Regions from separate parts of the Homo sapiens genome. Here region 1 is linked to region 2. A link is a loop called in an ENCODE intact Hi-C map of the cell type or tissue named here. Cell type or tissue: GM12878. All regions are shown on one strand. Links, peaks and the distances in the headings refer to the core of each region. The heading gives the core; the rest is flanking DNA. Region 1 overlaps PNKD (PNKD metallo-beta-lactamase domain containing). Region 2 has its middle 11 kb from the start of WNT6.

Evidence for each region. Peaks named below come from ENCODE experiments on the same cell type or tissue, not always from the same donor. Only the 100,000 strongest peaks of a DNase experiment are listed, where the experiment ranks them.
Region 1: it touches region 2 in a loop (8-fold over the local background); 4 of 110 quality-filtered maps call a loop at or near these places.

Annotation. Positions count from the first base shown.
Region 1 is chr2:218,295,711-218,311,688 of GRCh38, forward strand. The region is part of intron 2 of PNKD (PNKD metallo-beta-lactamase domain containing); the gene reads left to right. LOC105373881 (a long non-coding RNA gene) reads right to left here. Exons shown (of 3, transcript XR_923914.3): 2 at 14,267-14,451; 3 at 10,660-10,838. Among named protein-coding and RNA genes, the nearest start is that of TMBIM1, 11 kb to the left of the region's middle. In GM12878, for the core only: a CTCF peak has its summit at 5,742 (motif pointing right); a DNase peak (open chromatin) is centred at 5,751.
Region 2 is chr2:218,840,442-218,856,419 of GRCh38, forward strand. It overlaps the pseudogene RPL23AP31. Among named protein-coding and RNA genes, the nearest start is that of WNT6, 11 kb to the right of the region's middle. In GM12878, for the core only: a CTCF peak has its summit at 7,419 (motif pointing left); a DNase peak (open chromatin) is centred at 7,400.

The DNA.
Region 1 (15,978 bases), core at 2,739-10,738, 550 kb before region 2:
GAGCCAGAAAATAACCACCTAGAGGGAGTTTGGGAGGGTTGGGGAGGCTCTGGTGGTGCCCCTGGGGTAGGGTTCCAGCTTTAGCAAATAAAGATGCAAGGCAACCAGTTTGAGCTTCAGATAAACAACAAACCTTTTTTTTTTTTTTTTTCAAGACAAGGTCTGGCTCTGCACTCCCAGGCTGGAGTACAGTAGTGCGATCTTGGCTCGCGGCAACCTCCACCTCCCAGGCTCAAGCCATCCTCCCACCTCAGCCTCTCAAGTAGCTGGGACTACAGACATGAGCACCACCACGCCCGGCTAATTTTTGTATTTTCTGTGGAGACAGGGTTTTGCCATGTTGCCCAGGCTGGTCTTGAACTCATGAGCTCAAGCAATCCATCCGCCTCACCCTCCCAAAGTGCTGGGACTACAGGCATGAGCCGCTGCGCCCGGCCAAACAATATTTTTTCATATAAGCATATCCCACTGCCCCATATAATATTTGGAAATACTTGTACTAAAAAAAAGTACTCATTGCTTATCTGAAATTCACATTTAACTGGTTGGTTGTATTTTTCCAGCAACACTACCTAGGAGGAAAGTGGAGTCAAGTCCATGGCTGCAGGAAGAGGGGTGGAGGAGTGAAAGGGATTAGACTGATGTTTATTTTAGGACTGGATGTTATTTTAGGTATTTTAGGACTAGCTAAAGCTTAGTGATTGGTGGGAGGGGGTGGTGGCAGCCTGGAAGGGGTGGGCCCAGGTGGAACCTGAAGGACATGGGCAGGAAAAACTTAATTGGAGCGGTGGATCCAGAGAACTTTCTCTGTTGCCACCCTCCAGCCCAGCCCCAGGACTCCACTAATTGGTCCTCCAAACCCTTCTCATAGCTGCCTGGTTACCTAGCATTTAATGTGTTACTCTACCCATGCATTGATCACTAACTTTCTGAAAGAAGTTGCCTTTTTTCTGTTTTTCTTTTTCTTTCTTTCTTTCTTTCTTTTTGAGATGGAGTCTCACTCTGTCACCACGGCTGGGGTGCAGTAGCATGATCTCGGCTCCCTGCAACCTCCGCCTCCTGGGTTCAAGCGATTCTCCTGCTTGGCCTCCTGAGTAGCTGAGATTACAGGCGCCCACCACAATGCCCAGCTAATTTTTGTATTTTTAGTAGAAACAGGGTTTTGCCACGTTGGCCAGGCTGGTCTTGAACTCCTGGCCTCAGGTCATCCACCTGCCTTGGCCTCCCAAAGTGCTGGGATTACAGGCAAGAGCTACCGCGCCGCCCGAAGTTGCTTGTTTTCAGAGGACGTATTTACTGAATTGAGGCATTGAACCCAGCCTGAGGTGAAAGTGCCTGTTTCTCCCCACTGGAGGGCAGAGACAATGTCTCATTCACCCCTAGGCCTGGGCACGGCCCTGACCCAGCATCTGTTGAATTGAATGCCAATGTTCCAAAGTGGGATGGAGGGAGCCTCTCAGGCTTGAATGATAGATGTGTGGGGGATAGATAAGGTAGGGGTGGGGTATGGGGGCTCCTCCCCCTTAAAATTGGCCTTATTATTCATAAACATTATTTAACACTTTCCTAAGGAAATAGAGAGTGGAAAGAATGGTGGATTTGGATGTCTCAGAAGTGAAGTTTTGTTCCAGCTTTGGCACTAAAGGACTGTGAGGCCGGGGGCCCATCTCTCTACTTAGAAATCACACTGTGGCTGGTCACAGTGGTTCATGCCTGTAATCCCAGCACTGTGGGAGGTCAGGGGGTGGATCACCTGAGGTCAGGAGTTAGAGACCGGCCTGGCTAACATATAGTGAAACCCCATCTCTACTAAAAATACAAACAATTAGCCAAGTGTGGTGGCGCATGCCTGTAGTCCCAGCTACACCGGAGGCTGAGGCAGGAGAATCGCTTGAACCTGGGAGACAGAGGTTGCAGTGAGCCGAGATCATGCCACTGCTCTCCAGCCTGGGCAACAGAAAAAGACTCCGTCTCAAAAAAAAAAAAAAAAAAAAAAAGAGAGAAGAAAAGAAATCACAGTGGCTCACGCTTGTAATCCCAGCACTTTGAGAGGCCGAGGCGGGCAGATCACAAGGTCAGGAGATCGAGACCATCCTGGCTAACATAGTGAAACCCCGTCTCTACTAAAAATAGAAAAATTAGCTGGACGTGATGGCAGGCGCCTGTGGTCCCAGCTACTCAGGAGGCTGAGGCAGGAGAATGGCATGAACCCGGGAGGCGGAGCTTGCAGTGAGCCGAGATCACGCCACTGCACTCCAGCCTGGGCAACAGAGGGAGACTCCATCTCAAAAAAAAAAAAAAAGAGAGAGAGAAATCATACTGCATTTCTCTACCTCCTGTGACTTCTGGCGCCTTCCTCAGTTGAGGTCATCTAGGTGAAAGGCAGTGAGAAAGGCACATGGCGGATGTTGATGGTGACTGAAACTGCTGTAACTGGAAGTGGGTGGCACCATGAGGAAGCCAGGCCACGGAACCAGCCTGGCATCCACCATGCTGCAGGCAGGGCCAGCGAAATGCTTTCCATTCTTCCCTGACCCTCAGAGTCACCTGAGCTGCTTGTGAAAACATGCACGTTCCCTTGGGGATACTTCTTTCCAGACCTGTGAATCAGAATCTTCAGTGGAAGCATAAACAAACGCTCCCCAGGTGAATCGCCAGCCACACCAGCAAGCTTTGGTGATAGACAGTCCTGGGTTTGAATCCAAGTTCAAATGTCTTTGGTGGCTTTGTGACCTTAGGCATATTACTTAACTGCTGTGAGCCTTGGCACCTTATCTATAAAAAGGGTGGTAATAATATAGGGTAGTTGTAAGAATGAAAAATAGCAGTTGTCAAATGCTTGGGGCAGAGTTAAAATGTTCATTGTTATTGTTGTTTGTGAGATAGAAGCCCAGTGATTCTCCCAGTGATGAACACAACCTCCTTTCACACTAAGCAGGGCCTGGAGGGATGAACTTGCCCGAGCTGGGAGCTCAGCAGGGCCAGGCTCCAGCTGTGCCCTTACACCCTGCCCTCTCGCCATGGACCTCTGCCACCTCTGCCAGCCAGAATACCGGGGGATTCTCAGCTTTCAAGCCCCTCTCCTCGTCCATCTTGGGCTTCATTCTCCCACTCTCTTGCCCCCCACCTAGGAAGCTCCTCCTCATAGATACTTGCTTTTGTCTAAACAACTCTACTCCCCAAGAAAAGCCAACAGCGATTTCCTCTTATTCCCAACCCACGATATTAGCTGCCTGAGAACCTCTCCTTACCAATAACTGCACCCCCTCCATAATCTCAATTTCAGGCACCCCACACTCTGACCACCATCTATTTTTCCAGCTCTGTGACCGTGATTTGACAATTCTGTGACCATATCAGGATCAACAATCTATTCATCTTACCACCTGTTCCTTTATTTTATTTATTTATTTTATTTTATTTTATTTATTTATTTTGAGACTGAGTTTCGCTTTTGTCACCCAGCCTAGAGTGCAATGGCAGTGCAATGGCGCGATCTTGGCTCACTGCAACCTCCGCGTCCGAGGTTTAAACGATTCTCCTGCCTCAGTCTCCTGAGTAGCTAGGATTACAGGCACCCGCCACCAGGCCCAGCTAATTTTTGTATTTTTAGTAGAGATGAGGTTTCACCACGTTGGCCAGGCTGGTCTCGAACTCCTGACCTCAGGTGATCCACCTGCCTCAGCCTCCCAGAGTGCTGGGATTACAGGCGTGAGCCACCGCACCCGACCTATTTGTTTATTCATTTATTTTTGAGACAGGGTTTCGCTCTCACCCAGGCTGGAGTGCAGCGAAGCAGTCATGGCTCTCTGCAGCCTCAGCCCCCTGGGCTCAAGCCATCCTCCCACCTCAGCCTCCCAAGTAGCTGGGACCACAGGCACACACCACTGCACCTGGCTAATTTTTGTAATTTTTTTTTTTTTTTGAGACAGAGTTTTGCTCTTGTTGCCCAGTCTGGAGTGCAATGGTGCCATGATCTCAGCTCACTACAACCTCCACCTCCCAGTTTCAAGTGATTCTCCTGCCTCAGCCTCCCAAGTAGCTGGGATTACAGGCACGTACCACCACGCCAGGCTAATTTTGTATTTTTAGTAGAGATGGGGTTTCTCCATGTTGGTCAGGCTGGTCTCGAACTCCTGACCTCAGGTGATCCGCCCGCCTCAGCCTCCCAAAGTGCTGGGATTACAGGCGTGAGCCACCGCGCCCGGCTAATTTTTGTAATTTTTTGTAAAGATGGGGTCTCCATATGTTGCCTAGGCTGGTCTCAAACTCCTGGGCTCAAGTGATCCACCTGCCTCAGCCTCCCAATGTGCTGGGATTACTGGAGTGAGCCACCGCGCCTGACCACCACCTCTTTCTTATCTCTCACATCCTCACTTTCCTCCTTGACCAGCTTGGATTCCAATATTATAATTACTCCTTTGCATGCAGCCTCAACTCTACCTTATGGTTCTCAGCAGCAAAATCTCAACTCTGCACCCACATAGCCAAAAGTGAGGGTAAAAACATGCAACGGTCCTGACTGATCTCGCTTTAAGTTCATGCACACTAACTTGTCCATTCATACTAACACACCCATCCTAGGCAATTACTCCACACTTTCTACAGTCCCTTCTGAACTCCCACACCTCCTCTGCAGCCTCACTCTCAGCCTCGACTTTGCTTCCTATGTCTCTGAGCAAGCAATCAGAGAATTGCTGCCTATATCACCACTTGGATGTCTAATAGGTGACTGCTTCTCAAACTTTAATGTGCAAATAGATCGCTTGGGGTTCATGTTAAAATGCAGATTCTGCTTCAGTAGGTTGAGAGTCTACATTTTTTTCTTTTCTTTTCTTTTCTTTTTTTTTTTTGAGATGGAGTCTCGCTCTGTTGCCCAGGCTGGAGTGCAGTGGTGCGATCTCAGCTCACTGCAACCTCCGTCTCCTGGGTTCAAGAGATTCTCCTGCCTCAGCCTCCCAGGTAGCTGGGATTACAGGCATGCCCCACCACGCCCAGCCAATTTTGTATTTTTAGTAGAGATGTGTTTTCACCATGTTGGTCAGGCTGGTCTCGAACTCCTGACCTCAAGTGATCCACCCACCTCTGCCTCCCAAAGTGCTGGGATTACAGGCATGCACCACCACGCCTGGCCATAGGTGAATTTTTAATGGGATTTTTAAATACTAAGTCTTCAAAATCTGGTATGTATTTGACACAGCATATCTCAATTAGGATGTTACTTTTTCATCAGAAATATAGGATCTGTATTTAGATCAAATCTGAAAAGTGTTTGTAAAATGTACATACTTGAGTGTTTTCCAATAACTGAAATAAGCATCAAGGTTTATTTTATTATTGTTTTATTTTTAGAGTAAAATGAAAGCAAGTTTATTAAGAAAGTAGAGGAATAAAGAATGGCTACTCCATAGACAGAGCAGCCAATGTTTAGATTTAAGTTTAAATGAATTAAAATTACATAAAATTAAAAATTCAGTTTTATAGTTGCACTAACCACATTTTATGTGCTCAGTGGCAAGTGGCTAGTGGCTACCATATGAAACAGCACAGATCTATAGCGCTGGTCATTGACTTAAGGGGGAATTCTGGGGGTCAGGGTCTAGATCGTAATTCATCTTGGCCAGATGCCTAGCCCAGGGCCTGCACTCAGTACTTTCTGCTGCGTTCCATTTACTTTTAACAAGTCAAAAACTGACATCTAGGAAGCGGTTGGAACAAGCCACAATCAGTTCCCAGACATGACCACTAGGGGGCAGAGTCTGACTAGCACTGTTTGGCTAGAAAAAGGGAGCCTTGGCCGACGCAATGGCTCACACCTGTAATTCTGCATTTTAGCCAGGCCCAGGCAGAAGCATGGCTTGAGCCCAGGAGTTCGAAACCAGCCTGTGCAACATAGTGAGACCCATCTCTTTAAAAAAATTAAAACATTAGCTGGGCATGGTTGTGCGTGCCTGTAGTCCCAGCTACTTGGAAGGATGAGGTGGGAGGTTGGCTTGACCCCAGGAGGGTCAGGGCTGCAGTGAGCTGTGATTATGCCACTCCAGCCTGGGCAACAGCCTGAGCTACCATCTGTCTCAAACAAACAAACAAAAACGGGAGAAAAGAAAGGGGCCAGGACTCAACCCCAATACCATTAAGATTTATTTAACAAGCATTTATGAGGGGCCAACTGTGTGCCAGACCTGTGGGGATACAGAAGTAAATAAAATACAGCCCCCGCTTTCTTGGAGTTTACAGTCCAGTAGGGAAGGCAGGACAGATATTAGCAACTCATCTCATAAGCAAAGGTATCTTTACAAACTGTAATACATGCACTTAAGGAAAGCTGACTCAGTGCCCTAAAAGAGTGGCACCCAAGGCAGGGAGCTGTGGCTCACGCCTGTAATCCCAGCACTTTGGGAGGCCGAGGCAGGCAGATCACCAGGTCAGGAGATCGAGACCATCCTGGCTAACACGGTGAAACCTGTCTCTACTAAAAATACAAAAAATTAGCCAGGCATGGTGGTGCGCACATGTAGTCCCAGCTACTCGGGAGGCTGAGGCAGGAGAATCACTTGAACCCAGGAGGCAGAGGTTGCAGTGAGCTGAGATAGCGCCACTGCACTCCAGCCTGAGCAACAGAGTGAGACTGCATCTCAAAAAACAAAAACAAAAGAGTGGCACCCAGGCACCTCTTATGTTGGCAGAAGGTGGCATGAAAGAGTAGCTACAGAGGGGATGGGCCGTGGGGGGTGGTGGACAATGGTGCTGTGACCCTTCTAAGCAGAAGGATCAAGCTATGTGAAGGTGTGGAGACACCCCTGAAGCTGAAAGAGCTTGGCATGTTCCAGAAACTTCCAGGAGAGTGGTGTGGCTGGAGAGTGGTGGGCACTGGGGCATGGCCCAAGAGGAGACTGGGGAGGTGGCAGGGGCCAGGTCTACAGAGTCTCAGGGCCTCTTTAAGGACTTCAAATTTCAGCCTAAAGATATCAATGAAAACATTCAAACTCTGTAAAATATTTGAAGAAATTTATTCTGAACCAAATATGAGCGACTATGGCCCTTGACACAGCCCTCAGGAGACCCTGAGAACACGTGGCCCAAGGTAGTCAGGGCGGGGGGACAGGGGCGCAGAATGTATGTGTGTGTTGAAGGGAGCTTCCAGGTTATAGGTAGATTTAAAAATTTTCTGATTGGCAATTGATTAAAAGAGTTACCTAAAGGCCTGGAGGTTTTTTTTCTGTTTGTTCGTTTGTTTGTTTGTTTGTTTTATGGAGTCTCACTCTGTTCCCCAGGCTGGAGTGCAGTTGTGCCATCTTAGCTCACTGCAACTTCTGCCTGCCAGGTTCAAGTGATTCTTCTGCCTCAGCCTCCCAAGTAGCTGGGATTACAGGTGCCCACCACCATGCCCAGCTAATTTGTTTGTATTTTTAGTAGAGACAGGTTTTCACCATGTTGGCCAGGATGGTCTTGAACTCCTGGCCTCAGTGATCTGCCCACCTTGGCCTCCCAAAAGTGTAATCCTTGGGATTACAGGTGTGAGCCACCAGCCCAGCCCTGAACCAGTCTTTCAGGTTAACTTTGGAATGCCCTGGCAGAGGAGGGAGTCCATTCAGATGGCTGAGGTGAGGGGGCATTGAATTTTATTTTTGGTTTACAAAGGAAGCCATTGAGTGATTTTGAGCAGGGCTGGGACATGGGACATGATCTGGGTGGTATTTTAGGAGAATCACCCTGGCTCTGAGCGGTGAATGGGTTGAGGGAATGGAGCCCGAGAGCAGGAAGGCCTTGAGGAGCCACCTTGGCTACAAGATGAAAGGTGGTGGCACCAGCCCCCACCCTGAGGTGTCAATACCCCACGACCCCCATCCCAGACCTGCACTTCTTTTTTTTTTTTTTTTTTTTTGAGCAGAGTCTTGCTCTGTTGCCCAGGCTGGAATGCAGTGGCATGATCTCGGCTCACTGCAACCTCTGCCTCCTGGGTTCAAGCGATTCTCTGCCTCAGCCTCCTGAGTAGCTGGGATTACAGGTGCCCACCACCATGCCCAGCTAATTTTTGTATTTTTAGTAGAGATGGGGTTTCACCATCTTGGCCAGGCTAGTCTTGAACTCCTGACCTCATGATCCACCTGCCTCAGCCTCCCAAAGTGCTGGGATTACAGGTGTGAGCCACCACGCCCGGCCAGACCCGCACTTCTTTGGTTTCATTTGGCTGGTTTCCGTTTGCTCTCCACATCCCCCTCCGTCTTCTCCACCCTGCTTGGAGCTGGTCCTATGGACACCTCAGTGGGCTCTTGGTCCTCCAGCTGCAGCTGAGTTTGGCAGTGGAGCTCTCCAGGAGGAGATGGCAGCAGAGGTGGAGGGTTTGTCTCCTTCTCCCTCCCTCAAGGCTCACCCCAGACTGGCTTATCCCTCAACCAGTGGTCACAGCCCCTATCAGTTGGGCCTGTCCACACAGCTCTGTCTTTGTTTTTTGTTTTTGAGACAGAGTTTCGCTCTTGTTGCCCAGGCTGGAGTGCAGTGGCGTGGTCTCAGCTCACTGCAACCTCCCAGTTCAAGCGATTCTCCTGCCTCAGCCTCCCAAGTAGCTGGGATTACAGATGCCTGCCACCATGCCTGATTTTTTGTATTTTTAGTAGAGACAGGGTTTCACCATGTTGACCAGGCTGGTCTGGAACTCCTAACCTCAGGTCATCCACCCGCCTCGGCCTCCCAAAGTGCTGGGATTACAGGCATGAGCCACCGCACCCAACCTGTCTTTATGTTTTATAACAGCTCCCTTCCTGACCCTTCAGGCCCAGGGGTGGCGACAGTGTCACTAGCCTGGAGAACTGTTTCCAGCACCTGCCGGTAGCCTTGCAGAGCACTAAAACTTAACTTCTCTCAAGCTCTCCTCAGCTTTCCCAGTTTGCCTGTGTCATCTGTTTCCCAGCAGACACTGACACATGTTTTCTACCCAGGCTGGTTACAGAGGATCAGTGGAAAGAGCATGGAATTGGGGGTCAAATAAAACCATAATTGAATTTGGGTTTTGTCGCCTGTGATGGTATGAGTCATTATTCTCTCCAAGCCTTCGTTTGTTCATCTCTAAAGTGGGGCGACTGGCCGGGCACAGTGGCTCATGCCTGTAATCCCAGCACTTTGGGAGGCTGAGGTGGGTGGATCACTTGAGGTCAGGAGTTCGAGACCAGCCTGGCCAACATGGTGAAACCCCATCTTGGTGAAACACAAAAATTAGCCAGGCGTGGTGGCGGGCACCTGTAGTCCCAGCTACTCGGGAGGCTAAGGCAGGAGAATCACTTGAACCTGGGAGGTAGAGGTTGCAGTGAGCTGAGATCGCGCCACTGCACTCCAGCCTGGGTGACAGAGCAAGACTCCATCTCAAAAATAAATAAATAAATAAAGTGGGGCGACCATCACCTTCCTTATAGAGTCGTGACAATGAAATCCCACGTGCAAGGGCTGTGCGCAGGCCTTGTGCTCAGTAGACAGTCTACACTCGGTTGTTCTGTTCTTCCTTCCCACACAACAGAACAAACATTTATCACACTGCATGCATCAAGCCCAGTGCAAGGTGCTGGGGATGAGGGAGAGACAAACAAGTGGAGGCCGCCATTTTTTGCCTACAGGGAGAGCTCAGTCTTGTTTTTGCCTGTTAGTTTGTATGTTTGTTTGTTTCTGAGACAGGGTCTTACTCTGTCACTCAGGCTGGAGTGCAGTGGCAAAATCATAGTTCACTGCAGCATCAACCTCTGACCTCAAGCAATCGTCTTGCCTCAGCCACTCAAGTAACTGGGACCACAGGTGCATGCCATGTCTGGCTATTTTTTTTTTTAATTTTTTGTAGAGGTGGGGTCTCACTGTGTTGCCCAGGCTGGTCTTGAATTTCTAGACAATTTTCCGATCCATCATCCCGCCTTGGCCTTCCAAAGTGCTGGGATTACATGCATGAGCCACCACCCCCAGCCCAGAGGTCAGAGTCTTGTAAAGAAAAGGCTATGGCTCCTCTGGGTGTGCCCCCTTCCGCCCCCACCATAGCCAAACCATTCGTTTCTGTTTGGCTGTGAGATGACATTTTTTCCAGGGTCTGGAGTTAGAGTAGTGACCAGGCAGTGCAAATAATTGTGGTAATCAGAAAAGCCTTCGAAGAGGAGGTTGAATTTATTTTTAGCCTTAAAGAAACTGGACTAAAAGGAAAGGCATTATCAGCCTCCTTGAGAACTGAACTCATTCTCCTCCCTCCTCTGTTGAGAGCTGCCAGACTCCCTAGATTGAGAATTGGACCTTCATTAGTTATGGTTACTCCTGGAAGGGTATCACATCCCCGGGGGCATGGTAGGGCTGGAAGGTACCTGGTATCTTGAGGAAGCTGCCTAAAAGGATTTCTCCAGGTGGCATGGGGCAGAAATCTAGGATAGTGATCAGGGCAGGCTGGCAGACGGGACACATGTGGAGGGGAGCAGCAGGAACGCCACACACTAGAGAACTGGGCTGAGACCATGTCGCTAAAACAAGGGATGCAAATTTGATTGTGTAGACACTGGCTTTGAGCAGGGGGAGCCCCTGCTTGAAACTGATGGCTAGGGGCTGCAGGTGCCTGCAATGGGCCAGGCATGAGGACCCAAGGGCCTGATTTGGGATGATGCAATGGGAAATGGAGGCAAAGGTCACACCCTCTTATCATTTCAGTCATAAAATATTTACTTGAGCACCCACCAGGACAGATGCTGATGTTGCAAGAATGAGATCAATAATATCAAGGAACATGTGTGGAGTACTTGAAACGGCCCAGGCAAGGTGTCCTTTCTCTGGGTAATCACGGTTAATCCTCCGAGTAGCTCCATGCAAATTACCAGTCCCTCGTGGAGAGAAAGAGAATGAGGTTTGAGTAGATTAAGAACATTGCCCCAAGGTGCAGAGTTCCTAGTGGAGCCAGGGTTCTAAGCTGGTCATTCCAAGTCTAGCACACAACCCCCAAACCCGATTCCACTCCCTCCCCGACAGTTCACCCTCCTTACCCACAAGGCACTTGAAGTGTTATGGGGCAGCGCCAGGAATTACTGCACAGCCTAAGGACCATCACAGAGACATGTGTGCAATGAAGTGTGCAAGTCATTACCTAGGCCTAAGAGATGCCCTCACCCAGGAGCTAGGTGTCGGGATTGGTTTGTTTGGTCATCTGACAAACACAGATGCTTCCTAACTTATAGAGTGGTTACATCCCAATAAACTCATCCTAAATTGAAAATATCCTAAGTGGAAAATGCATTAAATACACCTAAACCTACCAAACATCATAGCCTAGCCTAGCCTGCCTTAAACATGCACAAAACAATGACATTCGTTTACAGTTGGGCAAAATCATCTGGAAACACAGATGATGCCGTTGGCCAAGTTGGCAGACCTGAAGGAGAGGGTTGGGGTCACATGAGGATGAGGAGGTAGCTTTGGACAAATCAAGTTAAAGATCCCGTGTGGCAGCAGTCCCCAGCATTTTTGGCACCAGGGACCAGTTTCATGGAAGGCAGTTTTTCCAGGGACTGGGGGAGGCAATGGGGTTAGGGGGGTTCGGGATGATTCAAGCGCATTACATTTATTGTGCACTAGATTTCTATTATTATTACATTGTAATATATAATAAAATAATCATACAACTCACCATAAGGTACAATCAATGGGAACCCTGAGCTTGTTTTCCAGCAGCTGGATGGTCCCATCTGGGATTGATGGGAGACAGTGACAGATCATCAGGCATTAGATTCTCATAAGGAGCATGTAACCTACATCCCTCACATGCGCAGTTCACAATAGGGTGCGAGCTCCTATGAGAATCTAATGCTGCTGCTGATCTGACAGGAGGTGGAGCTCAGAGGGTAATGCAAGCAATGTGGAGCAGCTGTAAATACAGGTAAAGCTTTGCCTGTCCTGCTGTGTGGCCTGGCTCCTAACAGACCAAGGACCAGTATAGGGTTGGAGGGAAGCGGTTGGGGACCCCTACCGTGGGGCATCCAAGGGAGGCTCTTGTGGACATTTCTCCTTTGAAGTAATGAGTATACAGGTGGTAGCCTGTAAGTGGTGAATTTAGAGCTAGCAGAAGGGGAGCTTGTCAGAGAGGGGAGAGGAGAGCCAGAGAGACTGTGGCAGGGAAGGCAGAGGAAAAAGGCATGCTCCATTGTCATAGCTGCCACCCAGAGGTTCAGTGATAAGGGCTGAACAATGACAAATGGGTTTGACCTTCAAGGGGACAGCGCCAAATTAGGATGGAGCAGTACAGGCAGGGGCCCAGTTGAGTGGCCTGAGAATGGACGTGAAGTGAAAGGTAGAGACAGCAGAGAGGACTACTTTCTTTGTTTTAATAAAATAATAATTTTAAAAATTAAAATACTAATATGTTTTCATTATAGAAGATCAGAAAATATTTTAAAAGCACAAAAAAATAATAAACAAATGGTACCCCATGAGTCAATCAACCAAAGATTATGACTGGAAGCATTTTAGATTTTTTTTTTTTTTTTTTGAGACAGAGTCTCACTGCACATCACTCAGATGTGCAGTGGTGCCATCTCGGCTCACTGTAACCTCTGCCTCTCAGATTCAAGTGGTTTTCCTGCCTCAGCCTCCTGAGTAGCTGGGATGATTCAGGCACCCGCCACTACACCCAACTAATTTTTGTATTTTTAGTAGAGACGGGGTTTCACCATATTGGCCAGGCTGTTCTCAAACTCCTAAGCTTGTGATCTGCCCGCCTCAGCCTCCCAAAGTGCTGGGATTACAGGCACGAGCCACCGTGCCCAGCCTTAGATTTTTTTTAATCCATTTTTGTTTACAGAGGTACAATCGTATCAGTTATTCAAAATTTACCCAGTTTTGTGTCCTATTTTTTTCTCCACTACTTTCTTTCTTTCTTTTTTTTTTTTAGACGAGTATTGCTCTATCACCCAGGCTGGAGTGCAATAGCATAATCTCGGCTCACCGCAACCTCCACCTCCCGGGTTCAAGCGATTCTCCTGCCTCAGCCACCTGAGTAGCTGGGATTACAGGAGCTGCCACCACCCCTCAGCTAATTTTTGTATTTTTAGTAGACAGGGTTTCACCATGTTGGCCAGGCTGGTCTCAAACTCCTGACCTGAGGGGATCTGCCTGCCTCAACCTCCCAAAGTGCTGGGATTACAGGAGTGAGCCACCGTGCCCAGCCTCCTCCACTTCTTTCCTTCCTTTCTCTTTTTCTCTCTTTCTCTCTCTCTTTCTCTCTTTCTCCTTCCTTCCTTCCTTCCTCTTTCTGAGACAGAGTACAGTGGCGCAGTCATGTCTCACTGCAATCTTGACCTCCAGGATCAAGAGATCATTCAAGATCAGCCTGGGCAACATAGTGAGACCCTGTCTCTATTTAAATAAAAATAAAATAAAATAAGAGATCCTCCCACCACGGCCTCCCAAGTAGCTGGGACTACAGGCACCCACTACCACGTTCAGCTAATTGTCATATTTTTCGTAGAAATGGGGTTTCACAGCCGGGTGTGGTGGCCAAGACCAGCCTGGCCAACATGATGAAACCTGTTTTTATTAAAAATACAAAAAAATTAGCCGGGCGTGGTGGTGCATGCCTGTAGTCCCAGCTACTAGAGAGGCTGAGGCAGGAGAATTGCTTGAACCCAGGAGCCAGAGGTTGCAGTGAGCCAAGATTGTGTCACTGCACTCCAGCCTGGGCAACAGAGAGACTCCGCCTCAAAAAAAAAAAAAAAAAAAAAAGGAAAGAAAAGGAGAAAGAAAAAAGAAATGGGGTTTTGCTATGTTGGCCAGGTTGGTCTGGAACTCCTGACCTCAAGTGATCTGCCCCCTTGGCCTCCCAGAGTTACAGGCATGGCCACCACACCCAGCCTCCAGTTTATGGGAAAATATAAAATTTACCCAAAGTACTAGTTTGGATGCTCTTGGCTGCAGGTGTCAGAAAACCCAACTGAGGCCAGGCACAGTGGCTCAGCCTCTAATCCCAGCACTTTGGGAGGCCGAGGTGGGAGGATCATTTGACGTCAGGAGTTTGAGATCAGCCTGGCCAACATGGTGAGACCCCATCTCTACTAAAAATACAAAAAAAATTAGCCGAGCGTGGTGGTGCACACCTGTAATCCCAGCTACTCAGGAGGCTGGGGGAGGAGAATCGCTTGAACCTGGGAGGCGGAGGCTGCGGTGAGCCGAGATCGCGACATTGCACTCCAGCCTGGCGACAGAGCGAGATTACGTCTAAAAAAAAAAAAAAGAAAAGAAAACCCAACTGAAAGTGGCTTACATTATAAGCAACAAGAAGCCCAGAGCAGCGTGTAATTCCAGGATTGGTTAATTCAGGCAGTCGGTGAGGTCTCCATCACTTCTGCTCTGCCATCCTCGGGTGCTGGCATTTCCTCCTAAACAAACTGCTCCCCAACAGTCCAAGATGGCGTCTGTGGTTCCAGCATCCCAGGCAGGTGATGGCATCTTGAAGCAAGAAAATAGCCCTGTTACAGTCAAGTGCCACATGACAATGTTTTTTGTTTTTGTTTTGTTTTGTTTTTTTGAGACGGAATCTCACTCTGTCACCCAAGCTGGAGTGCAGTGGTGCAATCATGGCTCACTGCAACCTCCGCCTCCCGGATTCAAGCAATTCTCCTGCCTCAGCCTCCCAAGTAGCTGGGATTACAGGCACCCGCCACCATGCCTGGCTAATTTTTTTTATTTTTAGTAGAGATGGGGTTTCACCATATTGGCCAGGCTGGTCTCGAACTCCTGACCTTGTTATCCCCCCACCTCGACCTCTCAAAGTGCTGGGATTATAGGCGTGAGCCACTGCGCCCGGCCTACATAACAATGTTTTAATAGCGAAGGACCACATGTATAACAATGGTCCCATGAGATTATTGCTTTATTGCTTTTTTTTTTTTTTTTTGAGGTGGAGTCTCCCCCTGTCACCCGGGCTGGAGTACAGTGGCGCCATCTCGGCTCACTGCAACCTCCGCCTCCCAGGTTCAAGCGATTCTCCTGCCTCAGCCTCCTAAGTACCTGGGGTTACAGGTGCGTGCCACCACACCTGCCTAATTTTTATATTTTTAGTAGAGATGGGGTTTCACCATGTTGGTCAGGCTGGTCTCCAATTCCTGACCTCAGGTGATCTGCCCGCCTCGGCTTCCAAAAGTGCTGGGATTACAGGCGTGAGCTACCATGCGCCCCATGTTACAGCACCTTTTCTAGGTTTAGATACACAATATTTGCTATTGTGTTGTAATTGCCTACAGCATTCAGTACAGTAACATGCCGTGCAGGTTTGTGGCCTAGGAGAAATAGGCTATACCAATCAACCTAGGTTTGTGTAAGTACACACTATGATGTTTGCACAACTACAAAATCACCTGACACATCTCTCAGAATGTATTCCTGTCCTTAAGTAACACATGATTGTACATCCCTTTTTAAGAACAAGCAGAACCTTCCTAGAAGGCCTTCAGCCTATTTGCCTCCCCATCTAATCAGCTGTGTGACCTGGAGCCATTGATCTGATCTCAGTACCTCAGGGTTCCTATCTGTGTAATTGAAGGGGGCCAGCCCCTACGCACCTGTGGATATTTCTCATCAGGTGGGACGAGAGACTGAGAAAGAAATAAGACACAGAGACAAAGTATAGAGAAAGAACTGTGGGTCCAAGGGACCGGCGCTCAGCATACAGAGGACCCGCACCGGTGCCGGCCTCTGAGTTCCCTCAGTGTTTATTTTACTATCTTAGCGAGGGGAGTGTAGCAGGGCAACAGGTGGGGAGAAGGTCAGCAGGGAAACATGTGAGCAAAGGAATCTGTATCATGAATAAGTTCAAGGAAAGGTACTGTGCCTGGATGTGCACGTAGGCTAGATTTATGTTTCTCTTTACCCAAACATCTCAGTGTAGCAAAGAGCGACAGAGCAGTATTGCTGCCAGCATATCTCGCCTCCAGCCATAGGACGGTTTTCTCCTATCTCAGAATAGAACAAATGGGA
Region 2 (15,978 bases), core at 3,967-11,966:
TGCCACTGTACTCCAGCCTGGGCGACAGAATGAAAATCTGTCTAAAAAAAAAAAAAAGTTAAGATGGGAGGAGGAAAGGATGGTGTCTGGATGGGTCACTAGGAATGAAATGTATGCTGAAGACACAATTACAACTACAGTCCTCCCTTTAGTTGCCCAAATTTGGCAAAAGACATAAACCTACAGATTCAAGAAACTGAGAGAACGCCAAACAGAATAAACCCAGTGAAACTTGTGCCAAGGCACATCATAGTAAAACTTCTGAATCTAAAGACAGAAAAAAATCTTGTTTTTTTCAACCTTTCTGTTACCTTAAGATTTCTTTTTGTCTTGTTGTTGTTAAGAAAAAAAATCTTGAAAACAATAAGACAGAAAGGACACCTTGCCTATAGGAGAAAAACAGTTCGAATGACAACAAATTTCTCCCCAGATATCATGAAAGCCAGAAGGAAGCGGCACAACACATTTTTTTTTCCTTTTTTTTTTGAGATGGATTTTGGCTCTCGTTGCCCAGGCTGGAGTGCAGTGGCACCATCTGGGCTCACTGCAACCTCCGCCTTCCGGTTTCAAGCAATTTTCCTGCCTCAGTCTCCTGAGTAGCTGGGATTATAGGCGCCTGCCACCAGGCCCAGCTAATTTTTGTACTTTTTAGTAGAGATGGGGTTTCACCATGTTGGCCAGGCTGGTCTTGAACTCCTGACCTTGTGATCTGCCCGCCTTGGCCTCCCAAAGTGCTGGGATTACAGGCATGAGCCACCGCGCCTGGCCTGACACAACATTTTTTAAGTGCAGAAAGAAAAGTACTGTCAACTCAGAATTCCACGTCCAGTGAAAAATTTTTTTTCAGGAATGAATGAAAAAACAAGATTTTCAGATAAAGGAAAATTGAGAGAATTTGTCACCAGCAGATCTCCCCTAAAAGAACAGATAGAGGAAGTTCCGTAAACAGAAAGGTAAAGACATGTAAAGGAAGGTAAGGTTTCTATACTTCATTTGTCGTGGTACTATGCTCAACCAGTAGACTGTGATAATTTAAGTCTATATATTGTAATACCTAAAGCAATTACTAAAAAAGCATAAAGAGATATACTCCAAAACACTACAGATAAACCAAAATGGATTTCCAAATAAATGTTCCAGTAACCCCTTTTCACAAGAAGGTGCCAAAAGTGAAGAAGAAAGCTCCTGCCCCTCCTAAACCAAAGCCAAAGTGAAGGCTTTGAAGGCCAAGAAGGCAGTGTTGAAAGGTGTCCACAGCCACAAAAAAAAAGATCCGCACGTCACCCACCTTCCGGCGGCCCAAGACACTGAGACTCTGGAGGCAGCCCAAATATCCTCAGAAGAGTGCCCCAAGGAGAAACAAGCTTGCCCACTATGCTATCCTCAAGTTTCTGCTGACCACGGAGTCTGCCATGAAGAAGATATAAAACAACAACATACTGTGTTCATTGTGGATGTTAAAGCCAACAAGCACCAGATCACACGGGCTGTGAAGAAGCTCTATGACATTGATATGCCCAAGGTCAACACCCTGATTAGGTCTGATGGAGAGAAGAAGGCATATATTTGACTGGCTCCTGATTACAATGCTTTGGATGTTGCCAACAAAATTGGGATCATCTAAACTGAGTCCAGCAGGTTAATTCTAAATATATGTATATCTTAACTTTTCACCATAAAAAAGTGTTCTAGTAACTAACAAGGAAAAGAAAACAGAAAGATAAAACAGAGGAAACAAACAGAAAACAGAAAATAAAATGGCAGGTAAACCATTAGACATAAATGGTTTAAATGCATCAATTAAAAGACAGAGATTGGTAGAGTGGAATAAAAAACATGACCAATTCTATATTGTCAACAAGAAATTCATTTCAAATATAAAAATATAGGCAGATTGAAAGTAAGCGAATGGAAAAAATATATCATGCAAACACACTCATCAAAAGAAAGAAGGTACCACTTGGTTGAGTTTATGGGGGAAAAAGAAAAGAGGAGTGGTTATATTAATATCATATAAAGTAAGGCCAGGTGCGGTGGCTCACGCCTGTAATCCCAGCACTTTGGGAGGCCAAGGCGGGTGGATCACCTGAGGTCAGGAGTTTGAGACCAGCCTGGCCAACATAGCGAAACGCCGACTCTACTAAAAATACAAAAAATTAGCTAGGCATGGTGGCGGGTGCCTGTAATCCCAGCTACTCGGGAGGCAGAGGCAGGAGAATCACTTGAACCCAGGAGGTAGAGGTTGCAGTGAGCCAAGATCCCGCCATTGCACTCCAGCCTGGGCAACAAGAGCGAAACTGAGTCTCAAAAAAAAAAAAAAATCATATAAAGCAGTCTTGAGAAAAAAAATTCCAGGGACAGAGAGAGATATTACTTACTAATAAAAGGGCCAATCTTATCTACAAAGAAGACATAGCAATTCAATCTACCAAGAAGACACAGCAATTCTAAATGTGTTTACATAAAACAGCAGAGCTGCAAAGCATGTGAAGCAAAAACTGATCAAACTGGAAAGAGAAATAGACAAATCTACAATTCTAGCTGGAGACTCCAACACCCCTTCATCAACAATTGATAGAATAAATAGAGAGAAATAGAAGAATATAGAAAAACTCTAGCACCGTCGACCAACTGGAGCTAACCAACACCAACAGAACACGGCACCCAACAACAGCGAACATACATTCTTTTCAAATGCCTACAAAATATATATCAGATACACCACATCCTGGGACATAAGACAAACCTTAACAAATTTAAAAGAATTGAAATCATACAAGTAGGTCCTCTGACTGCAATGGAAACCACTAACAGAAAGCTAGCAAGAAAATCCCCAAACACTTGATAACTAAACAACATGCTTCTAAATAATCCATGGGTTAAGATTCAAAGGAAATAAAAACTACATTGAACTGAATTAAATGAAAACACAACATACCAAAATCTGCGGGCCATGGCTAAAGCATTACTAGGAGGGAAATTTATAGCATGAAATACTTACATTAGAAAAGAGGGAGATGGGAGGCTGAGCGCAGTGGCTCATGCCTGTAATCCCAGAACTTTGGGAGGCCAGGGCGGGTGGATCACCTGAGGTCGGGAGTTCGAGACCTGCCTGACCAATATGGAGAAACCCCATCTCTACTAAAAATACAAAATTAGCTGGGCATGGTGGACCTGTAATCCCAGCTACTTGGGAGGCTGAGGCAGGAGAATCGCTTGAACCCGGGAGGCAGAGGCTGCAGTGAGCTGAGATCGCGCCATTGCACTCCAGCCTGGGCAACAAGAGTGAAACTCCGTCTCAAAAAAAAAAAAAAAAGAAAAAAAGAAAAAGAAGAAAAGAGGGAGATGGGAAAAGACATTTCTTTAGTAAGGTAGAAAGATATCCAGGACATATTGTTAGGTGGGAAAAGTAAGGTGTGGAGCAGTAACAGAGTATGCTACGTTTGTATAAGAAAGGGTGGGCATGGCCGGGCGCAGTGGCTCATGCTTGTAATCCCAGCACTTTGCAAGGCCAAGGAGGGTGGATCACGAGGTCAGGAGTTCAAGATCAGCCTGACCAACATGGTGAAACCCTGTCTCTACTAAAAATACAAAAATTAGCTGGGCATGGTGGTGTGTGCCTGTAATCCCAGCTACTCAGGAGGCTGAGGCAGGAGAATCGCGTGAACCTGGGAGATGGAGGTTGCAGTGAGCCGAGATTGCACCACTGCACTCCATCCTGGGCGGCAGAGCTAGACTCGGTCTCAAAAAAAATAAAAAATAAAAAAAAAAGAAAGGCAGGCAGAACGCTTATACACTACTGGTGGGTGTGTGAATTAGTTCAACCATTGTGGAAAACAGTGTGGCCATTCCTCAAAGACCTAAAAACAGAACTATCATTCAACCCAGCAATCCCATTACTGGGTATAAAACCAAAGGAAAATAAATTGTTCTATCATAAAGACACATGCACGCATATGTTCATTGCAGCACTATTCACAATAGCGAAGACATAGAATCAACCTAAATGCCCATCAGAGGTAGATCAGATAAAGAAAATGTGGTACATATACACCATGGAATACTATGCAGCCATAAAAAAAGAACGAGATCATATCCTTTTCAGCAACATGGATGGAGGTGGAGGCCATTATCTTTAGCAAATTAACACAGGAACAGGAAACCAAATACCACATGTTCTTACTTACAAGTGGGAAATAAATATGAGAACACGTGGACACATAAAGGGGAACAACACACACCGGGGTCCATTAGAGGGAGGAGAGTGGGAGGAGGGAGAGGATCAGGAAAAATAACTAATGGGTACCAGGCTTAGTATCCGGGTTGTGAAATAATCTATACAATAAACCCCCATGATACAAGTTTACCTATGTAACAAACCTGCACTTTACCTGTGAACTTAACATAAAAGTTAAAAAAAAAAAAAAGCCAGCCGCGTTGCCTCACGCCTGTAATCTCAGCACTTTGGAAGCCTGAGGTGGGCGAATTGTTTGAGCTCGGGAGTTCACGACCAACCTGGGGAACACGGCGAAAACCCGTCTCTACTAAAAATACAAAAATTAGCCAGGCATGGTGGTGCGCGTCTGTAGACCCAGCTACTTGGGTGGCTGAGGTGGGAGGATCGCTTGAGCCCGGGAGGTGGAGATCGCAGTGAGCCGAGATCGAAGTGAGCGGAGATCGCACCACTGCACTCCAGCCTGTGTGACAGAGCGAGACTCTGTCTCACAAAAAAAAAAAAAAAAGAAAGAAAGAAAAAGGGGGGGGGGGGGCCAGAAAAGACATTTGTATTTGCTTGACTCTGCATAAAGAAACGCTGAAAGGATACGTGAACAATAAAACTGCTTACTCACAGGATCTAATGGGAGGTCCGCTGGGAGAGGGCTGGAAAGAGTAGAGTGCATGGGGGGATGATGGTGGGAGCAAGATTCCTCCATCTATATTTGGTTATATTGCCATGATTTGTTGAGCTTTATAATCTACTACCCATTTAAAACAACAAAATATTCTTGTTAAAAACATTTTTTAAGCATAAGGAAAACGTGGTCCACAATCTTTCCACCAGATAATTCTTTTTCACCGTTCAAAAGTAATAGCACATTGTTAGAAAATTCCAAATCAATGTAGACAGGTGTAAAATTGAAGAATAAATCTCCACTTTCTCAGAGTCCCAAGGTAATCTGTAACAGTTTCTTATGTTTTCTTCCAGAAAAGTACCCATTTATAGGATTTATCCTGGATATGCTGTTCGTGTTTCCTCATGAACAGCATGTCTTCACTGTGTCATTATATGTGCCAATTTACGGTATTTGCTATGATATGTGTAATTATTTATCTATTGATGGGCATTCGGGTTGCCTCTAGCTTTCTGAAAAAATTTTGTCTGTTTTGCTAGTACCAATAATGCCCTAACAGGCAGTGTTGTTTAAACATTGTGAAGACATTCAAGAGAAGTCCCTCTCCCTCTCCCTCTCCCTCTCCCTCTCCCTCTCCCTCTCCCCACAGTCTCCCTCTCATGCGGAGCCGAAGCTGGACTGTACTGCTGCCATCTCGGCTCACTGCAACCTCTCTGCCTGATTCTCCTGCCTCAGTCTGCCCAATGCCTGCGATTGCAGGCACGTGCCGCCACGCCTGACTGGTTTTGGTGGAGACGGGGTTTCGCTGTGTTGGCCTGGCCGGTCTCCAGCCCCTAACCGCGAGTGATCCGCCAACCTCGGCCTCCCGAGGTGCCGGGATTGCAGACGGAGTCTCGTTCACTCAGTGCTCAATGGTGCCCAGGCTGGAGTGCAGTGGCGTGATCTCGGCTCGCTACAACCTACACCTCCCAGCCGCCTGCCTTGGCCTCCCAAAGTGCCGAGATTGCAGCCTCTGCCCGGCCGCCACCCCGTCTGGGAAGTGAGGAGTGTCTCTGCCTGGCCGCCCATCATCTGGGATGTGAGGAGCCCCTCTGCCTGGCTGCCCAGTCTGGAAAGTGAGGAGCGTCTCCACCCGGCCGCCATCCCATCTAGGAAGTGAGGAGCGCCTCTTCCCAGCCGCCATCACATCTAGGAAGTGAGGAGCGTCTCTGCCCGGCCGCCCATCGTCTGAGATGTGGGGAGTGCCTCTGCCCCGCCACCCCATCTGGGATGTGAGGAGCGCCTCTGCCCGGCCGAGACCCCGTCTGGGAGGTGAGGAGCGTCTCTGCCCGGCTGCCCCGTCTGAGAAGTGAGGAGACCCTCTGCCTGGCAACCGCCCCGTCTGAGAAGTGAGGAGCCCCTCCGCCCGGCAGCTGCCCCGTCTGAGAAGTGAGGAGCCTCTCCGCCCGGCAGCCACCCCATCTGGGAAGTGAGGAGCGTCTCCGCCCGGCAGCCACCCCGTCCGGGAGGGAGGTGGGGGGTCGCCCCCCGCCCGGCCAGCCGCCCATCCGGGAGGGAGGTGGGGGTGTCGCCCCCCGCCCGGCCAGCCGCCCCGTCCGGGAGGGAGGTGGGGGTGTCGGCCCCCCGCCCGGCCAGCCGCCCTGTCCGGGAGGGAGATGGGGGGGGTCAGCCCGCCCGCCCGGCCAGCCGCCCCGTCCGGGAGGTGAGGGGCGCCTCTGCCCGGCCGCCCCTACTGGGAGGTGAGGAGCCCCTCTGCCCGGCCACCACCCCGTCTGGGAGGTGTGCCCAACGGCTCATTGAGAGCGGGCCAGGATGACAATGGCGGCTTTGTGGAATGGAGGGGCGGGAAAGGTGGGGAAGGGATTGAGAAATCGGATGGTTGCCGTGTCTGTGTAGAAGGAAGTGGACATGGGAGACTTTTCATTTTGTTCTGCACTAAGAAAAATTCCTCTGCCTTGGGATCCTGTTGATCTGTGACCTTACCCCCAACCCTGTGCTCCCTGAAACATGTGCTGTGTCCACTCAGGGTTAAATGGATTAAGGGCGGTGCAAAAAAACAAACAAACAAAAAAAAACATTGTGAAATTACAAATTCATTTTGAACTTAGAAGTAAAAATGATGCATTTGGGTCTTCTGTAAAATTGGATAGTTTTGCATGATGCCAGATGTCTTTTCCCCAAGAGGCATTTAAAAACACTTTTGTAAGCAGAAAGAGAAAGAGTGAAAGGCAAAGTCTCATCTTAAGCTCTCCCCCCACTCCCCTATCCCCAGAAGCCCCCTCTCCCGCACCCTAGAGTCCCCAAGGGAAGATGGTGCTGGAATGGAATGTTACTTTTTAAATACCAAGGGTTTAGGCTGTAATTGCTACTAGCCCAGAGAGGTAAAATGCTTTGCCCTAAACGAGGCCTGGGACCCGGCTCCTTGCCCTGTCCCCAAGCCGAACTCTTCTGAGCAGCGCTGTCCCTGCAGTCAGGCCCTGGGGGACCTCAGTCTGATGCTCACTTTTCCTGTCTCATCTCAGCTCTTTTCCGCCCTCCGCTGGAAGGGCTGAAGAGTGACTCAAATCTGCTCCTTAGGCTCTGGCGCCCTCTGCTGGCTTCGATGATTCACGACAATCCTTAAAAGACGGTGGGAACTACACTCAACCATTCCCGCTCTTCACTGCCATATGGGGAAACTGAGACAGCAAGTGGGGAAGTGATTTGGTCAAGAACTCAAAGCAGGCCGGGAGCGGTGGCTCACGCCTGTAATCCCAGCACTTTGGGAGGCAGAGGCGGGTGGATCACCTGAGGTCAGGAGTTCAAGACCAGCCTGGCCAATATGGTGAAACCCCGTCTCTACTAAAAATACAAAAATTGGCTGGGCGCAATGGCTCAGGCCTGTAATCCCAGCACTTTGGGAGGCCGAAGCAGGCGGATCCCTTGAGCTCAGGAGTTCGTGATCAGCCTGGGCAACATAGTGAAACCCCATTTCTAAAATAAATAAATAAGTTAGCGCGCCTGTAGCCCCAGCTACTCGGAAGGCTGAGGTGGGAGGACGGCTTGAGCCCAGGAGGTGGAGGTTGCAGTCAGCCAGGATTGCACCACTGCACTCCAGCCTGAGCGACAGAGTAAGACCCTGTCTCAAACAACAACGACAATGATAGCAACAACAACAACCATTCGAAGCAAATCATCTCCTAGGATCAGGATTTGGACCTTCTGACCCTTCTTCCAGCACTGCTTCCAGCACACCATTGTTGGAAGGAATGGAGAAGGCACAGAGATGTCATCCACTGGGGCGGTATGCCTTTCTACCTATTCAGGCGGAAACCCCTGGACTGGAGAAGTAAATGCTCAGCTGAACTCGTCCTTTGCTCTGCTCAGAAGCAGTGGGTCCTGCTGCTCCCTCTGGGATGCTTCATTCCTCCCCTCTGCACATGGATAGGTTTAATAGCCCTCGGCATAGGCTGCGCGTCCCCAAATGCAGTTATTCATAGGCCCTTTTATGTATTTTTGCCATATCTGTGTACCACCTGCACTACTATAATTATTTTATTTTATTTTTATTTATTTTTTCTGAGACGGAGTCTCACTCTGTCGCCCAGGCTGGAGTGCAATGGTACAATCTCGGTTCACTGCAACCTCCGCCTCCTGTGTTCAAGCAATTCTCCTATCTCAGCCTCCTGAGTAGCTGCAACTACAGGTGCCCACCACCACACCCAGCTAGTGTGTGTGTGTGTGTGTGTGTGTGTGTGTGTGTGTCCTGAGACAGAGTTTCATTTTTGTTGCCCAGGCTGGAGTGCAATGGCGCGATCTCGGCTCACTGCAACCTCTGCCTCCCAGGTTCAGACGATTCTCCTGTCTCAGCTTCCTGAGTAGCTGAGATTATAGGCGTGTGCCGCCATGCCTGGCTAATTTTTGCATTTTTAGTAGAGACAGGATCTCACCATGTTGATCAGGCTGGTCTCGAACTCCTGACCTCAGGTGATCCACCTGCCAATTTTTGTATTTTTAGTAGAGACGGGGTTTCACCATGTTGGCCAGGCTAGTCTTGAACTCCTGACCTCAGGTGATCCACCCGCCTCTGCCTCCCAAAGTGCTGGGATTACAGGTGTGAGCCACTGCGCCTGGCCCTATTTTATTTTTTGAGATAGTGCTTCACTTTGTCATCCAGGCTGTAGTGCAGTGGTCTGATCATAGCTCATTGCAGCCTTGATCTTCTGGGCACAAGCGATCCTCCCACCTCAGCCTCCTTAGCTGGGACCACAAGCATGCACCACCATGCCTGACTAATTTTAAAATTTTTTTCAGAGATGGGGTCTCGCTATGTTTCCCAGGCTGGTCTCAAACTCCTGGGCTTGAGCCATTTTCCTGCCTCAGCCTCCCAAAGTGCTGGGATTACAGGTGGGAGCCACTGTGCCCAGCCAGACTATGATTTCCTTAGTGTTTTTCTTTAAATGGTCTCATTTTAAACCTGAAATTCCAAGTAAATGTGTCATCCTTACCCTGGGTAAAGATGCACAGGTGCATCTGGTTTCCTGAGAATTGTCTTTGAGTGCTGATTATCCTCACCTAGTGTGAGAAGACTTGATCCTCACTCTGAATTCTTCACTTAAAAAAATAACCATTATTTACCGGCCAGGCACGGTGACTCACACCTGTAATCCCAGCACTTTGGGAGGTGGAGGCGGGCACATCACTTGGGGCCAGAAGCTGGAGACCAGCCTGGCCAACATGGTGAAATCCCGTCTCTACCAAAAATAGAAAATTTAGCCGGATGTGGTGGCGCATGCCTGTAATTCCAGATACTCAGGAGGCTGAGGCAGGAGAATTGCTTGAACCGGAGAGGCAGAGGTTGCAGTGAGCCAAGATCGCACCACTGCACTCCAGCCTAGGCGACAGAGTGAGACTCTGACAAAAAAAAAAAAAAAAAAATACCCAACCCAAAAAACCCACCATTATTCATGAAGGAGAACCTGGATTTTTCAGCACTGGCCTTGCTCGGTGGCTCAGTGTCTTCACATCACTGTTACATCCTCATTACAGCTCTGCGGGGAAGGCATTCTTATCCTTGTGGGAAATCGAGGCACAGACAGTCTGGTTACTTGCCCAAAGCCCCATGGTTCTTAAGAGGTTGAGCTGAATTCGATCACTTTCTATTTCCAAAGCCAACTGATACGATCTTGCTTGCCTTCTAAAATTAAAAGTAGGATGATGCAAAGCTATAGTTAAGAAATCATGGGCCGGGTGAGGTGGCTTATGCCTGTAATCCAAGCACTTTGGGAGGCCAAGGTGGGCAGATTGTCTGAGGTCAGGAGTTCAAGAGCAGCCTGGCCAACATGATGAAACCCTGTCTCTGGGAAAAACACAAAAATTAGCTGGGCATGGTGGCGGGCACCTGTAATCCCAGCTACTTGGGAAGCTGAGGCCTGAGAATCGCTTGAACCTGGGAGACAGAGGTTGCAGTGAGCCAAGATCACGCCACTACACTCCAGCCTGGGCAATAGAGTGAGACTCTGTCTCAAAAAAAAAAAAAAAAAAAAAAAAGAAAGAAAGAAAGAAAAGAAAAGAAAAATAAAATAAATCATGATGGGGCAGATTCTGTGCCATCAGGGGGACTCACTATGTAGTGGGGGCAGACAGAGATGGTGGGAGGTAGACACGTGAGTACAGTGGGTGGACTACGCTGTGATAGAGGCATGGGCAGGGTGTCAGACCTGGATATACAGGAGGTTCCAGGAATGTGTGGGCCATAAGTTCTGGAAATAGTGGGCTGGGGAGTGGAGGGTGGTAGGAGGAGTGGAGAAGAAGGAGCATTAAAGGGTCCTGCCTTTGATGTCATTGCCCCTGCTGGGTACCTGTGGCTCCCTTTGATCCCTTATAGGCCATCTAGTAACATTCTCTTCTTGATGGGGTGGCTCTGTCTGGGGCCTTGGGTTGGGGAGGGGGTTGTGCTGGACCACTGTGGGATAGGCAAGGTGGGCGTGCTCAGGTGGGGGTGGGGGAGCTACGTGCAGAGGCACAAGCTGGAATGATAATACCATTCAATGATAATGATCTTGGCCTCAGTTTCCTCATCTGCCAAACATCCCAGAGTAAACACAGAGTGCCACCCAGGTTCCCTTGCAAGGAAGGACGTGCTGACCATCTGCAGGAGTGTGGTCAACAGACGGTCTCCAGCTGTCAGCTATTTCAAGGTTGGCCTCAGCTGCAGAGCCCCTTCTCTGCAGGGGCTGCCCACATAGCTGGTGACAGAGTGAAGTGAGGTGCAAAGGCCTGGCCATTTCAACCCAGTAAGGGACACTCTAATGGGCAAAACTCCCTCCAGAGCTCAAGGCTCCTGGGTTGGCAGAGGTTTGTCTGTCTAGTCCTGCTTCCTCCCTTTCTGCCAACAGGTGTTGATTCCAAATAAACCTCTTGCACCCCAGTCTCCATCTCAGCATCTACTTTTGGAGAACCCAGCCTGTGATCTACCCCTATTATTATTATTTTTTTTTTAATTTAATTTTATTTATTCATTTATTTTGAGACAAAGTCTATCTCTGTCGCCTAGGCTAGAGTGCAGTGGTGCAATCTCGGCTCACTGCAACCTCCACCTACTGGGTTCAAGCGATTCTCCTGCCTCAGCCACCCAAGTAGCTAGGATTACAGACTCCTGCCACCATGCCCGGCTAATTTCTTTTCTTTTTTTTTTTTTTTTGAGACAGAATCTTCCTCTGTTGCCAGGCTGGAGTGCAGTGGCGTGTTCTTGGCTCACTGCAACCTCCGCCTCCCAGGTTCAAGCGATTCTCCTGCCTCAGCCTCCCGAGTAGCTTGGACTACAAGTTTGCGCCACCACGCCCAGCTAATTTTTGTATTTTTAGTAGAGATGGGGTTTCACCATGTTGGCCAGGATGGTCTTGATCTCTTGACCTTGGGATCTACCTGCCTCGGCCTCCCAAAGTGCTGGGATTACAGGTGTGAGCTTCTGCGCCTGGCCAACACCCAGCTAATTTTTGTATTTTTAGAGATGGGGTTTCGCCATGTTGGCCAGGCTAGTGTCGAACTCCTGACCTCAGGTGTTCCACCCGCCTTGGCCTCTAGTTTGTCTTTAATATAGAAAATATATTTATAATTGTGGTTTCATGTATGGAGTAGGTTATTGTTTTTCTCTTGAATAACTTCCTGGTATCCATCCAGAAGTGAGATCCTGCAAAGCAGTCCATCGGTTTTGTCGGTATTTCTCTCCAGAAAGCATGGTCAAATTTATAGCTTCATGTGCATTTTTCCACATCTCTGTCAGCTTAGAGTTTTACACCTTCTAAAAGGTTTTTAGTTTAACAAGTTGATGTTCTTCCTGATTCTAGTTTTTGTTTTATTTTTTATTTTATTTTATTTATTTATTTTGAGACAAGATCTTGCTCTGTCACTCACACTGGAAGGCAGTGGCGCGATCTCCGCCTCCCGGGTTCAAGCGATTCTTGTGCCTCAGCCTCCTGAGTAGCTGAGACTACAACGGACTATAAGGCATGCGCCACCACACCTGGCTAATTTTTGCATTTTTAGTAGAGAAGGAGTTTCGCCATCCTGGTCAGTCTGGCCTCGAACTTCTGGCCTCAGATGATCCACCCGCCTTGGCCTCCCAAAGTGCTGGGATTACAGGTGTGAGCCACTGCGCCCGGCCTCTAAATTTTGCATTTCTTTGGGAAATAGACTTTCAGAAAGTGTTTTCTCTTGAGGTGTGATATCCCAGGAGGTGCCAGGAGATGGCGCTGTGACCCTGTACTTAGGCTCCCTCAGAAGGCGCTGTGGATTTAGTGGTGGGGTGTGTGTGTGTGTGTGCATCAGGGGAGGGGATATCGAGAAATCCAATGGGCTTCCCTGCAGCCCCAGTTTCCCACCTGAGTTCAGAAGACCCGGTTTGGGGGATGCGGAGTCTTCATTTCCCTGCCCTGCCCTGTGGCGAATCTTTCACTCTACCCAAGTTCAACAGAACCTAAGTCGATGAAGTGTTCACTGAAGAGGCCAGACATAGTTCGTGCCCTCCAAAACACTCATTCATAAGCAAGTGGAGTGAAAATGCTGCATTTCCTACAAAACAGGTTCAAAGTGCTATGAGTTACTGGCAATTGGAGAGGTTGCCTCCAGCTACAGCGCTGGGGTCTTGCTGGGAGTGGGGATTAGGCTGGGCTGGCTGGGGAGTTGGAGTGTGAACAGGGCGTGGAGGGGAGGGAGTGGAGGCCAGGGTTTGGGGTCTGACCAAGAGCCGCTATGAGCCTGGATCCTTCCCGGAGACAAAATGGAAGTTGAGACTGGGAAAACAAGCAAAAGACATACTATGACGGAACCATGATGCCAAGCCGAGAAGTATAAACTTTGTTTTACAAACACCAGTGTGCCTGTGGAAGTTTTACAGCAAGAAAATGGTAGGATCGTGTCTCTGCTTCGGCACAATGAGCCTGAGGTTTAGCTAATTCAGTGCTTTTCCTTCTGTGTTCTACAGATGCATTGTCTTCATCTGACTGACCTCTCAGGAGTGTGGCTGGTAGGGCCGCCCACTTTCCTCTTCCTGAAGCCCTCTCTTTCTTTGGCTTCTATGAAGCCCCTCCTCTATCTCCTTTGCAGCCTCTTCCCTTCATCCAGCCATTAGACTGCACCTCAGCAAGGCTCCGCTCAGCCTGTACTCTCCCCTGGGCCATCTCAGGTTAATTACACCCTACACCAAGATGACTCAGCCCAGGCCTCCCTCTGAGCTCCAGACCCATTTATCCAACTGCCAACTTGGCAGTTCCTCTTGACTGTTTCGGAAGCATCTTTAACTCAAGTCCCAGACTCCCCCACCCAACCTTGCCTAATGCTGGTCGTCTTCCGGTGTTCCTTGCTGTGGGGACAACCAACACCAGCATCCATCCAGTTAATCAGGTTAAAACTTTCTGAGGCATCCTCCACACCTCCACCTTTCTCACCCCCTTTCCCAACCCATCCCCAAATCCACTGGACCCGATTTCCTTGACATAGGTCAGAACTGTCTGCTCTTCCCATACTCCTCTGCCATTCACCTAGGTCAAAGCCACACCATTTTTCACTAGGACCGCTACAGAGCCTCCTAACTGCCCTTCTGTGTGGCTCCTCTCCAATCCCCTCTTCACACTGGCCAGAGCCATCTTTTCAAAGTATAATATTGACCATGTTGCCAACTACCTTAGTGAAATCTCTACACTGGCTTCCCATTGCTTTTTTTTTTTTTTAAACCCCATATTGTTGAAGTAATAAATACAGAAAAAAGCATAAAACAAATGTACAATTGAGGACCCTTGAAACAAACTGCCATGAAAAGAGACAACCTTGACAGCCATCCCTCTCCATGTGTCCCTCAAAATAGAACTGCCTCCTTCCCCAACCTCCAGGCCAACTCTCCTGATTTTTATGGTAAGTATCTTTTTTTTTTTTTTTTTGGTCACTCCAACATACATCCCCTAAATACTATAGTTCAGCTTTGCCTGCTTTTTAAAAAAGTTATCTATCTGTTAGGTCTTCATTAATCTAGAGATCCTCCTCCATCTCTTTTACCTCCCCTCTTGCAATGAATTTGTCCTGTAATGTTTCCATTGCTTTTAAAATAAGAAAAAAAAATCTTTTCCATTCCTGTAAGGCCTTTCTTGGTCTGATTTCCCCCAAATCCCTCCAGCCTAATCTGCCACCAGGCTCTGCTGTTCACTCTCATTCCAACCTCTTTTTGCCCACTCCCCCACTCTCCCTCCATCACTCCCCTCCACTCTCCACCGCACCCGCCTCCTCCTCCCTGCAGGACTTTTGGAAAGGCTGCTCCTTCTGCCTGAAATGCTCTTCCCTCCCTGTGTCTCCCAGTTAACGCCAACTTATTTATTTTACATTTCAGCTAGAGTGTTCCCTCCTTAGAGAAGCCCTCCCCGCCCCCATGACCTGGTCAATCCTCATCCCACAGCCTCTTACAGGCCCCTCCCTTCTTTTCCCCAGCACGGTCAAGGTTGTTGGCTTTCCTTTTGCTTGAGAGATGATGTGATTAAAGACTGTCAGCTCCATGTGGGTAGGAGTTATGTCCGCTTTTGCTCACCATTTCCCCCCTCCCCCGCTACCCAGCTGGGAGCCTGGCACATCAGTGTCCGATTACAAATTTGCTGACTGCTGCCCAGGGAGAGAGACAGCAGACAAGACATCAATAGGGAGGCTGGCTCCAGAGACCTGGATTTAGGAGCCCCGTTTCCCGCAGAAGTGAGAGCTGAAGCAGCAGGGACAGGTGGTGTCCCAGGAGCAGAATGGAGCAGTGAGACGAGAGGAGGGCAGAGGCTCTTCCCTAGAACGCTTGAGACCAGGCCAGGACCCTTTGCCCATCCCACGTCAGTACCACAGGAGCCAGCCTGGGCCAGGATGGCTGGAGAGGCTCCTGGGGCCAACCACTCCCACTTGGGCCCATGGGGCTAAGCTAAGTGGAAACAAATGTTCCCTGGCTTTCCCCCAGCCCAGTTGTGGTGGGCGAGCAGCAGCCCCTCCTTCCCTAGCCCGTGCTCTCCTGCCCCATTCAAGCTCCCCCTGGGTTCTTGCTCCCCGGACTGGTGGGGGCATGGATAGGCTTGAAAGAGGTGGAAGATGGGAGGCAGGTGGGCTCTGCAGGAAGCTGGGGCCTGGTGTAGGGGATTCTCTTATCCCTGCCTTGACTAAAGCTGGGAACTTGCTCTGGAAAAGCACACTTTCCTGACTTCAGGTGGGCTGCGGGCGTGGGAGTAGAGCTGTCTGTGATGCAGAAGGAAGAGGAAAATGAGCCTCTCTCCTCGCTCTCTTTTCTTTTTCTATCTTTCTCCATCTCTCTAAGGGGCTGGCCTTTCCTCTCTCTGTTCTCCAGGGACCCAGAAACCCAGGGTTCTTAGGAATTCTCAAGGCATGTCACCTCCCTGAAGGAATAGGAGTTCCTGGGGACAGAGAGAGGGAAGGACAGATAGGAGTTCTGGGGACAGAAGGAGGGAAGTAGGGAGGGAAAGAGGGAGGTTCTTGGGAGGGGAAGGGTCACAGGCCCAAATTCCTAGGCTCCTGCAGCCTTAGCCATTCCGAGAAACGACAGAGAAAGTGATTTAGAGACAGACACAAATAGAGACCGAATTATGAACATGGGAGAGATGTAAAAAGGCAC